Linked DNA regions of Homo sapiens: all the other regions are linked to region 1. Evidence: chromatin loops called from intact Hi-C (ENCODE). Cell type or tissue: PC-3. All regions are shown on one strand.

Evidence for each region. A loop is a pair of places that touch in the nucleus more often than their neighbours do. Peaks named below come from ENCODE experiments on the same cell type or tissue, not always from the same donor. Only the 100,000 strongest peaks of a DNase experiment are listed, where the experiment ranks them.
Region 2: it touches region 1 in a loop (9-fold over the local background); 4 of 110 quality-filtered maps call a loop at or near these places.
Region 3: it touches region 1 in a loop (5-fold over the local background); 17 of 110 quality-filtered maps call a loop at or near these places.
Region 4: it touches region 1 in a loop (5-fold over the local background); 3 of 110 quality-filtered maps call a loop at or near these places.

Annotation. Positions count from the first base shown.
Region 1 is chr7:17,233,255-17,235,754 of GRCh38, forward strand. All of the region lies in intron 6 of LOC101927609 (a long non-coding RNA gene), which reads right to left. Among named protein-coding and RNA genes, the nearest start is that of AHR, 64 kb to the right of the region's middle. RefSeq lists enhancers at 853-2,052, 1,158-1,207, 1,358-1,617. In PC-3, a CTCF peak has its summit at 1,496; a DNase peak (open chromatin) is centred at 1,437; H3K4me3 peaks cover 1,204 bases; H3K27ac peaks cover 1,920 bases.
Region 2 is chr7:17,040,413-17,042,912 of GRCh38, forward strand. LOC124901595 (a long non-coding RNA gene) reads right to left here. Exons shown (of 4, transcript XR_007060239.1): 1 at 1-2,500. Among named protein-coding and RNA genes, the nearest start is that of AGR3, 160 kb to the left of the region's middle. In PC-3, no CTCF peak of the experiment used is centred here; a DNase peak (open chromatin) is centred at 1,109; H3K4me3 peaks cover 790 bases; H3K27ac peaks cover 2,420 bases.
Region 3 is chr7:17,143,173-17,145,672 of GRCh38, forward strand. All of the region lies in intron 1 of LOC107986772 (a long non-coding RNA gene), which reads left to right. LOC101927609 (a long non-coding RNA gene) reads right to left here. Exons shown (of 12, transcript XR_007060234.1): 9 at 1,535-1,616. Among named protein-coding and RNA genes, the nearest start is that of AHR, 150 kb to the right of the region's middle. In PC-3, no CTCF peak of the experiment used is centred here; DNase peaks (open chromatin) are centred at 309 and 1,339; H3K4me3 peaks cover 443 bases; H3K27ac peaks cover 2,341 bases.
Region 4 is chr7:17,093,756-17,096,255 of GRCh38, forward strand. The region is part of intron 1 of LOC124901596 (a long non-coding RNA gene); the gene reads right to left. Among named protein-coding and RNA genes, the nearest start is that of AHR, 200 kb to the right of the region's middle. RefSeq lists an enhancer at 1,257-1,401 and a cis regulatory region at 1,329. In PC-3, no CTCF peak of the experiment used is centred here; a DNase peak (open chromatin) is centred at 1,466; H3K4me3 peaks cover 366 bases; H3K27ac peaks cover 2,500 bases.

The DNA of each region.
Region 1 (2,500 bases):
AGAGAGGGAAGACATTTCAGGCTTATTAAAGCCTATGCACCAAGTCACAGAGGTGTGGAAAAATAATACGAATTCAAAGCTACAAGTAACTAACTCTATGATGCTCAAGTACAAAGAAGAACAATGAGATGAGGCCACCAAGTGCTTTGCATCCCATAAGAAGCTTGGATTTTAATGTTCTAAAAAATAGGAGACCTATAATAAATTTTAAGGTAGAAAGAGATGACAAGATCAGACTTGCATTTTAGAAAAATCAGTGTGTATTACACATAATACTTAATACTTTTTAATAGTAAATTTAAATTTATGATCTTATTCAACCATATTGCCTCTTCAAAGAGAAGAAGAGCTATAATGTTATATAAATCTAAGCATAAAAAATATCAGGCATCCCATACCTCTCAGACAAGGCTTTATGTAAGAACAGCTGAGAGCTTCCTTCTGCCCTCATGAAACCATAAAGAGAAAATGTGTTATCTTAACAGGGAAAACTTTCTTTTACATTTTCTAGGAAGACTCACAGCCAAATGAAAACAGTATATTCCTGGAATGCCTTTAACTGTCTTGTCGTACCAGGACTTCTTGCTGAGAGAGTTCCTGCCCCCTGTAAACACAGAACATGCTTGTCTGTGCTTTTAACTTATATCCTGTATATGTCTTCCTGACAACTATCCATACAAGCGGCTTTCATTCCCTGTTTCCAGATGAGAATTGAACTCAATGCACATATTGAAAGGAAAGAAACCTAGGTTTTATATATGGAAATATCCACTCATGATTGGTGCCTTCTTATGGATACTTAATAGTACTGATATTTTTATGTTGCTTGATAAAAGATGATTGTCAAAAGAGATCCACACAGACAGTGGCTATAAGAGTGAAGCTGCACAGGTCCCTTTGTAGCAGTCAGTCTCTCTCCTACTCCCTGTCTCATCTCCTTCCCCTGCCACAAGGACCCAGAGAAGCAGGCAGGCTGGCAGTGTGATGACGGTATCTTACCCTGGCTCTGAGGTTGACACAGATTTCACAGGTCACTTCTATCACTGCAAAAGCACATTGGTCTGGAGTTTATGAAGAACATACAATTTCTGTTGGCATGTTAGGTACATTATATAAAATGCCCCGCATAAAGAAAGCAGTGTAGTTAAAAGCAAATGAAAGATAAAAAGAGTAACAACGTGGTTTCTCAGTATTTCATGGTACCGGTAGATATGACCTTCACAGACAAACCTAAATCTTTCTTATGTAACTGACATTTAGTCCGTTAGCCATTTTTAATAAAAGAGTAGAGAAGTTACTCTACTGCGGCTTTTGCTGGTACTTTTTATAGCCGTCGTGTGGTAGGAAGTAGGCCCCAAGTTCCCTTGGCAACAAGTAGAGTAGAAGCGATACACAGAAAACTGAGTCATCGGTGAATCATCTGAGGATTTCTGTTTCCAATCCTTGGAAATAATTTACCGATTGTTTTTTATTTGTGCAGTGTTTGCTGACTCTGAGTGGACACCTCAGAAACTGTAACATCTTTGGTCAATTTGGTCAATCGTTTAAGAAACATTCTGGATGCTCCAAGTAGACCTTAAGATTGATATCCAAACAAAACAAACCTCTGCTTGCTTTAAGATGACACTCACTCCCCATCTGAGGAGGAACAGATAAGTGAGTCAAGGTATTGGCAATGGGGAAGTCCCCTTTCTACAAAGAAATCTGATGTCCCCAGAAAAATGTTTCATGACATTGTCACATTTAAAATGTTAGTCACAACAAATTTTCAGACACCTAAAAAGAGAACAAATATGGTCTCATACATTTTCTCTCTCTCACTCTGTCTGAGACTTATGTTCATCAGTTACTCAATTCCCCCATTTTTTTTTTTACAAATACATCTCTTATATAATCCCTTTATCTCCACAATTGTTGCTTCTACCTTATATCAAGGTTTACCATTTCATTTATCTAGGCTCAGATTGTCCTTTACTTCATTGCGTGTACAAGGAGAAAGAAAAAACCTCCCCTAAAAATGCTTTTTGGCCAGGTGCGGTAGCTCAAACATGTAATCCCAGCACTTTGGGAGGCTGAGGTGGGTGGATCACCTGAGGTCAGAAGCTTGAGACCAGCATGGCCAACACGGCGAAACCCCATCTGTACTAAAAATGCAAAAATTAGCTGGGTGTAGTGTTGCACTCCTGTAATCCCAGCTACTCAGGAGGCTGAGACAGGAGAATCGCTTGAACCAGGATGTGGAGGTTGCAGTGAGCAGAGATCATGCCACTGCACTCCAGCCAAGGCAACAGAGTAAGACTCAGTCTTCAAATAAATAATTAAATAAATAAATAAATAAATAAATAAATAAAATAATGCTTTTCATCTGCCACCAGGGACCTAATCAAAACTCTTTAATAGTTCAATGGCTTCTTGAGGACCATGACTTATTTATTATTGTATCTGCAGCACCCATCATGGTGCCTGACCTACAGAATATGTTCAATATGTGTTTATTGAA
Region 2 (2,500 bases), 190 kb before region 1:
TATGTTTCTGGTCCAGAAAATTTGAGAAAAGTTTAGCACAATGAAGCCAGGAAAGTTTTATCACGCAGGTGACATCAAAATGTGCCTCTTAATGTTTATATTACACACAGTAAGCATTTAGATCACACTTTAAAGTTCACGTTGAAATTGAGGCCAGAATATTTGAGATTAAAATTCATAAGACCTTCCTCTTCTAAGATGTATATTCTTATGTGTTCATCTTCAAAGGAGACCCTATAATTTTACTTCAAACAAATACAGTGATTTAACTTAAAAAGCTGGGATAACGAGTGGTTAATAGGTTTTAGGAATTGTTTAAATATTTTTTATTGTGAATCCGTGTGCTTTAGAAACGTTTGCTCCAAGAACTCTTTCCTTAAAGAGAAGAGGAAAGCATTTGGAAAGCATTTAGGTGGTCTGAAGGACTTCTGGTAATAGTTACTGATACAGGTTGAAGCCGTATTTCCAAGCAAACTATTATAACGATTTGGCAATTGACCAGAAGATAAGAAACCTCTGGTTCATTCTAATTCTTCTATTTCCTGGAATTTCAAGACTCATTCCTTCTAATTCCACTCCAGGAAGTAGAATGATATTTTTAAAACTATCAATAATCCAAATTACCATGAAGAATCCCATTTTTAAAAGCAATTCCTTTCTCTAAACTAAGGAATCTGTTTCTTCATTTTTTTTTTCACTAAAATAAATTTTGGTCATTCCTTCTGATTTCACTGTTAAAGAACTAGCTATGAAATTTGCACAATTTCATACAAAATAAATTTAACAGCAGTAACATAAAAAAGTTATTTTTCCTACCTACATAAACAATTGTAGTTATATTCTTACATGATGTTGATCATAAGAGATAAGAACTAAAAAAAACCAAAACTAACTGGAACAAAAGATTTGATTAGAAATGACAGTTGTTTGAGGGTTTATTTTTGTAGGACAAAAGCTAGCATTTAATTGTTTATTTTACAGTTAGGGAGTTTACATTATGGAGGTATTCATATCTCCATTTCTTTCGTTGTGCTGTGACACACTTCCTGAATATTTCAAACCACTTTGTTTTGCAAGACTACTTTGCATTCTGAAGAGGTTTCCTGCTTAATTTAGTTCCGTCAACTGATTGCCATGGAAACTCTTGATATCCTTTCCTCTTCCTGGAATGAGACACTGGCTCTGTTTCAAATAGATCTTTTGGCACAGAAATAGAGTATGTTTCATAGAGCAAAATGTGCTGTCAATAAAAGAGGGTCCTTCAGAGGGATCTACTGAATGGACAGGAGCCACAAATACACACATCACTACTGAACAGAAAGGTAGTTGAACAATTAAAACCAGGTAGCAGCATAGTTCAAATCAAAACAAAGTGATGCCTAACCGACTTTTTAATTTTATTCACAAGTAAGTTGAAATCAATGCTTTACTGCATGCCAACTGAGCAAAATCAAAACAGAACAACCAATGATATATTACCCTAAAATTTTATGAGACTGAATCAATCTGAATTTCTCAAGGGCATCTCAAAGCAGATTAAATTGGTGAATGTGAACAGTTGTGCTGGAAAAATAATTTCTATAATTAACTATAACACAAAGATCTACCATTTTTCTTGCCATGGATTTTATTTTAAAAGTACATTTCTCAAGCAATAGTGACTGTAATAAATACATTGGGTCATCCTATTAAGCCCTCCACTTTGAAATGAGGATCATATTCTGGGTTTATTCTACTTATATTTAACAATTTTTAAATATGGAATTTGGAAAGTTAGAGCCAGTTACAATCATGAAAAAGAGAAGAATGATTATGTTTACAGTGTATTTACTACTTTACTTTGTGTATGGATCGCTGAGAAAAAAACTTCAATTGCATGACTATATATGCATGTGTGTTTACAACTGTTGTGGATGACCGTGTGTGTGTTTATGTATTGCATACAGACAGGTAGTTGTCAAAAGTACAGATTAATAGAAAAAGAAGTAGGTGTATATTGGGAGAAAGAGGAAATTCCTTTCTGATGACTCTCTGTAAATTCAAATATATGATAGCATCTTTAAAGTTAGAGTATCATGTGTTAATCTGTTATTTTTCATAATATTCAGGTTTTGCATATCCTTTGGAAAAAATGAGTGGAAGACAGCTATCTCCACCCAAACTTGTAGAGAGCTGTTTTCCTAAGACATTAAAAGTGAGAAGAGGCAAAATTTTGCTTCCTTGTAAACCTTGAATTTAGCAGCAGACACATAATGGTTTCTTTTGATGGCTTGAAGTTTGTCTATATAAAAATCATTGGTTATGATTTTGTTTTTTCTGATTGAGGTGGTAGGCACACATTATTTACTTTTCCCACAGTCAATTTACATCAAGAAAATATGTTGCCCTACAAAGTTTATTTACAATGAAAATTCACGTGCATGGAGAGTACTTCCTAAAAGGAATGCATATTTAGCAAATCTGGAAAAAATAATAAAATAATTGTATAAATTCTAAATAT
Region 3 (2,500 bases), 90 kb before region 1:
GACAGATCTTACGAGCGTATTTCCTGGAAATGTTTCACTGATTGATTTCATCACTCATTTATTTATTGCAACACTTATTCAATACTTTACATAAGTTAAATTGAGGAGATTCAAAGAGGAGCTTTGTTCTTTGGCCTAATGGAACCAATACAGTGCTTCCTTGTGCCCCAGTGCTTCAGAGTTATTAGTGAACATAGTTCCTTCCATTTGTACTTTAGCCCCTCTCTTAATTTTCAGAAATGAATCCAGGCAGTAAACAAGGCTGACTAACAGATAGCAGGATGCACTCACAATTGAGATACTGTTATTGAGCCAATTTCCCTGTCTGACACACCCTTCTCTTAGAAGGATGTCTTTCTGTGGCTCCTACATGAAACAAGTAAAATGATTCCCAACAGGCTCTTCTACCAGGGTACAAATCACACCCAAACATGATGGCATTGGGCAAAGCTTAGGCTCCAACAGAGATTTTCTATTAAAGTTAGATTGAGTTCAGGTTGGGAAGCATATCCTCTGTCAAGCCAAGGAGTGGCTTGGATTTTATCTCGTAGGAAATAGGAATAGGTTCTTTGGAAAAACTGAAGGATGAATAGGACTTGGGTGGATAATTGAATGGGTTCTTGGGTGAATGAACTGATTGAAACGTGATTATGGAAAAATGTAGCATTAAATATGTGCTTTTCCTGAGAAATTTTAAATTGGTTTAAAATTAGCTAAGCAATGACCTTGGAATAATGGAGCTTAGTTCAAAGCTACAATTCACAATTGTTGTCAACTCTTCACTTTAAAAAGTGAATATTGTTCAGATGTGCAAAAGGGTTACACAAGAGTCCCAAAGAAGTCACAGGCCAGAAGTGTAGCTGATGGGTGATAGGAAAACCAGGTCTGTAGAAAAATCTCCCTGTTCATTACCATCCTCCTGAGTTTCTCCTTCCAACATCCTTATGTTCTACTTGCGTATTCTTATCATTTTGCAACCTCTTTACTTCTGGGCAAATAGGAAAACAGGCAGCTTTATCTTTGGAGTTGACTCTGAGGAAAATTCTTCTGGTGTCAAAGGAATGATTTGGATTAAAAATCTGAGGCTGAAACAATTTTAATGTTTATTTAAAATGAACTTTTCCACTAAACCTGTCTCATCAGATAACAACACTAAATATCATAGCTTACACACACAAATTTTATTTGGCCACAGGAAGAAAATAGGGAATAGAATTCAGTAATCAGAATATACCACACTGATGATACTATCTTATTACCATCAGTAATAAAATCAAAATATTACTCATTCTTCTTCCTCAGAATTCACTCACAGGGTTTGCATAGATCCTATGAGTCATGGTAGCATCTTCAGCCCTGGGAAACTGCCCTCTCTTTTTTGGCTCCACCTCCACCACCCCAAAAACCACACGGAGAGATGGAGAAGGGCTTGATTAAGAAGCTGCGAAGTTGCCTTAACATTGTTGTTTTCAAACTCACACTGCAGACACAATGCTTTGCGAACTTAAGATAATCATATTTCAGATAGAGATACCAGAGGCCGTTTCTCCAGCAGGTTCCTGCAGTGGTTTTTATGTCTTGAAATTCCAATTCAAGATTGGTTTGAGCCCTGGAAACTGAGATATTAGAACAATCAGATTATCTCATCAAAACAGATTGAGCATACTTTTATAACTCACACTGATCTTGGCTACAAAAGGATTTTGGTAGATGATTAAACTTTAGAAAGTGAAAGTAATATTTAGTTTGATCTTTATATGAGGCAATAATTCTATCAATTATAAGGATATTTCTTCTGAAATTTTCACTTTATCTTTAGTACCTATTTTTCCCCAGTATTTTTACCCATATTTCCCTAAAATTGAGATACCTGGGCTAAAACTGTTTTTTTTCCTTTATATGTTTCTATGCTTCGCTGTCAAATTAGGTTCAACTGATAAGAAAAAGCAAGTATAAGAGCGAGCTTTTGTTTCCTTAGCTGTACTCCTTGAACCCACTTCTCCATCACCTTCCCACCACCCACCCCATTGACAAAGATATTTCAGAAAAACTTTGAAGACTGTAGATCTGATATGAAGTAGTCCACCATTTAAAGCATTCTCCAGGGTGCAATATCGCCCCTAACAATGGGTCAGTCTTTAGGGGTGGGGGGAGCATCGGTTCTCAGCAGGCAAAATCTTAGCTATTAAATTGGCTGTGGCCCTCCAGAAAATTTATGTACTACATATCTGTACATATACAAATATGTGATGTATCTAGGGTAATAAAATTTCATAGGAGCTTTGGATAAGGGAGAAATAGCCTAAAAAGATGCTGTAAGGAAGCAGTAGTAAAACTTAAAAAGGTTAACAAACACTGCTTTAAAGACTATAGCCTCCTATTCTCTTCTAAAAGAATTGCATAGAAACAGTCCCTTTCCTAGTGCCCGCTCATGAGCTCCTTTATTTTGTCCTTCTCTGTTTTCCTAATACTGTGTTTCTATATGGTTTGAATATCATGT
Region 4 (2,500 bases), 140 kb before region 1:
GTATCTCTTTCTTGAGACCCACTCTTCCCTATCCCTGAACCTCCCACGTCCCTACCCCTTCTCCCCAAGCTGAGAAATGGGACAGTAATGCTCAGATGGAATGAGAGATGGGCTAACGCTCAAAGATACCTCAGAAATGTGTACTTGGAAATAAAGAACATGTGTTTAATTTTTGACGTGGTCACTTTATTTGAAAATATTAAATTCTCATTTGTTAATTTTTTGGAAAATATTTATTGAACACCTACTCTGTGGTAAATATGACAGAAAATGTTTATACAGATGGTTATTTCAAAATGTAAGTGCATTAGAGATATTAAAATATGGCAAATTCAGAGCATAAATGAGGTGGGTACAGGGGCAGTATTTAGATGAGATGGTAGGAGGTAGAATTTAGACTGAAATCAAAAACCAGTTCTTTAAAAAATTGTGGTATTCCTACTATTAACACTGATGGCAAGCCTTATAACTCACTGGACACAAATGCATGTGAGGTCTTGTCACTTTGTTTCTTTTCCATGTAAGTCACTCTAGAATTGCCAGTGGTGGGTTATACAGGGGAAAAGAAATTATGAGAACCAGGCCCACATAAATATTTCTTCTCTTATTGTATTAATCACTTACCTACTGAACTAATTATCACTGCATGTGTTACTCTAATGTGATTAAACCATATTCAAACAGCATTGCTAATATCCCACGAGAAACTCAGTAAAACTCCCAACAGACCTAGGCAGTAAAAGGGAGCATCAATATAATCTTTTTCCCTGTTTTTACTTATGATGAAACAATACCATTTTGATTTTAAAATCATCTTGTTTTAGATTATGTATGAATGTAGTTATAGTATTTTTCACCAGCAACCGCTTGCCTTCTCTAAAGCTGACAATTCTTTTTTTTAGTATGAGGATTTAGATTCTATTTAAGTATTGTAACTATTAACAATAAAGTGACAGTTCCATCCAACAGCAGTCGTTGGGCACTTGCAATATACCATGTACTGTACCAGCACAAGATAAGACAAAAATAAAGTATCAGGAAAAAGGCTAGATTTCTTAAACCCACTTGCCCACGTCATCATGTTATATTTATGGGACCATGGCCACATACTGCCTAAACCCATTGAACCAAGAGTAAAATTTCCATTTCTACCTAGTCAACTTCAATCTATTAATGGCTCCTTTTTCAATGGGGAGAGTCTAGGTGCATTCACTTTAGATCATTATCTATGTTTGTGGAATCAATTTGTATCCATTTTAGACTATGGCCTATGCCAAGAAGAGGGGAGTTTATTACTTGCCTTCAGGGCTCTTGATTCATCTCCTTGCGTGAGCAGCCTGTGAGCCTGCCCAGTGTTTGAGAGGAAGCTCCTTGTATTGGAGCACATGTGGTTTGGCAGAGCCTGGTGTGAACATGTAAGTGCCAGTAACCAGTGCTGTGTTCCAACGCTGCATGCTCATTATAATCTCAGCCTGATCATTATCATGCCTCTGGCAGGGCCTGCTTCAAAGGAGCCTTGCTTGTGATTTGAGGGAAAAAAGCCAATAGAAGACACATCTAGAAAAACTGGTTGGCATTGCTTTGTGTGATTCAGCCCTGGATTATTCCTATAAAGGAAGAGAAGGCAGAGGAGGATGGTCTCAGACAATGCACCGTCATTACAGTTGGACGATATTGGGATGTTTCTGCTTCACATAAGCTTTTAAATAAATGCATATGCATTTATCCCATGATTGCCATGTGCAAACCACCGTGGAGGATCATGAAGATGTAAGACAAACATCCTGATCTTTGATGAGCTACAGTTTCATTGGGTAGACATGATCAATATACAGGAAAGAGGACAAAAAATGAGAATTTATGATAATGAAATAACTAATGAGGTTCATACTGTAATTGCTAGGAAGGCTCAGGCAAGAACTTTATTTTTTAAGGTTTACAGTGTACTTGCTTCATGTTTTGGATCAAGCAGAAGCACCACAAAATGTTTTCATAGGTAAATCAAGGGCAATAACATATTCATTCAACAAATACTTCTTGATGAAAGACTGACTTAATATTCACTCAGAGGTAGATTCCATAGAGTTAGAACCTAAGAGGAAATCTATTGTGACATATATTACTTGTGATATGCCAAGGCTTTGTTTTGCAAATTAAAATTCTTACAGTGCTAGACAGGGTGAAGGGTGATGACAGTAGCCACTGAGGCAGCCACTAATCAGCTCTAGTTCATTGTCATCAAAGATGAACGCAAGCTTAGTGTTGCTGAGTCTTCATATCATTTCAAGTGAAGCCAGAAATAAGAATTCTGAAATTCCCTAATATATAAAGCATTCATTTGTGGGTTGGGAGGAAGTGGTGGCTGTGGGCATGTGCCTGCTATTTCCAAGAGCCATCAATGTGCGGTGCTCTTGGCAGCAGTAGATCTCCATCCAGCTTTCCTCACCAGCTCTGGGCATCAAGGACAGGATTGTAATGTGTTTTAAGAAAACACTGCACT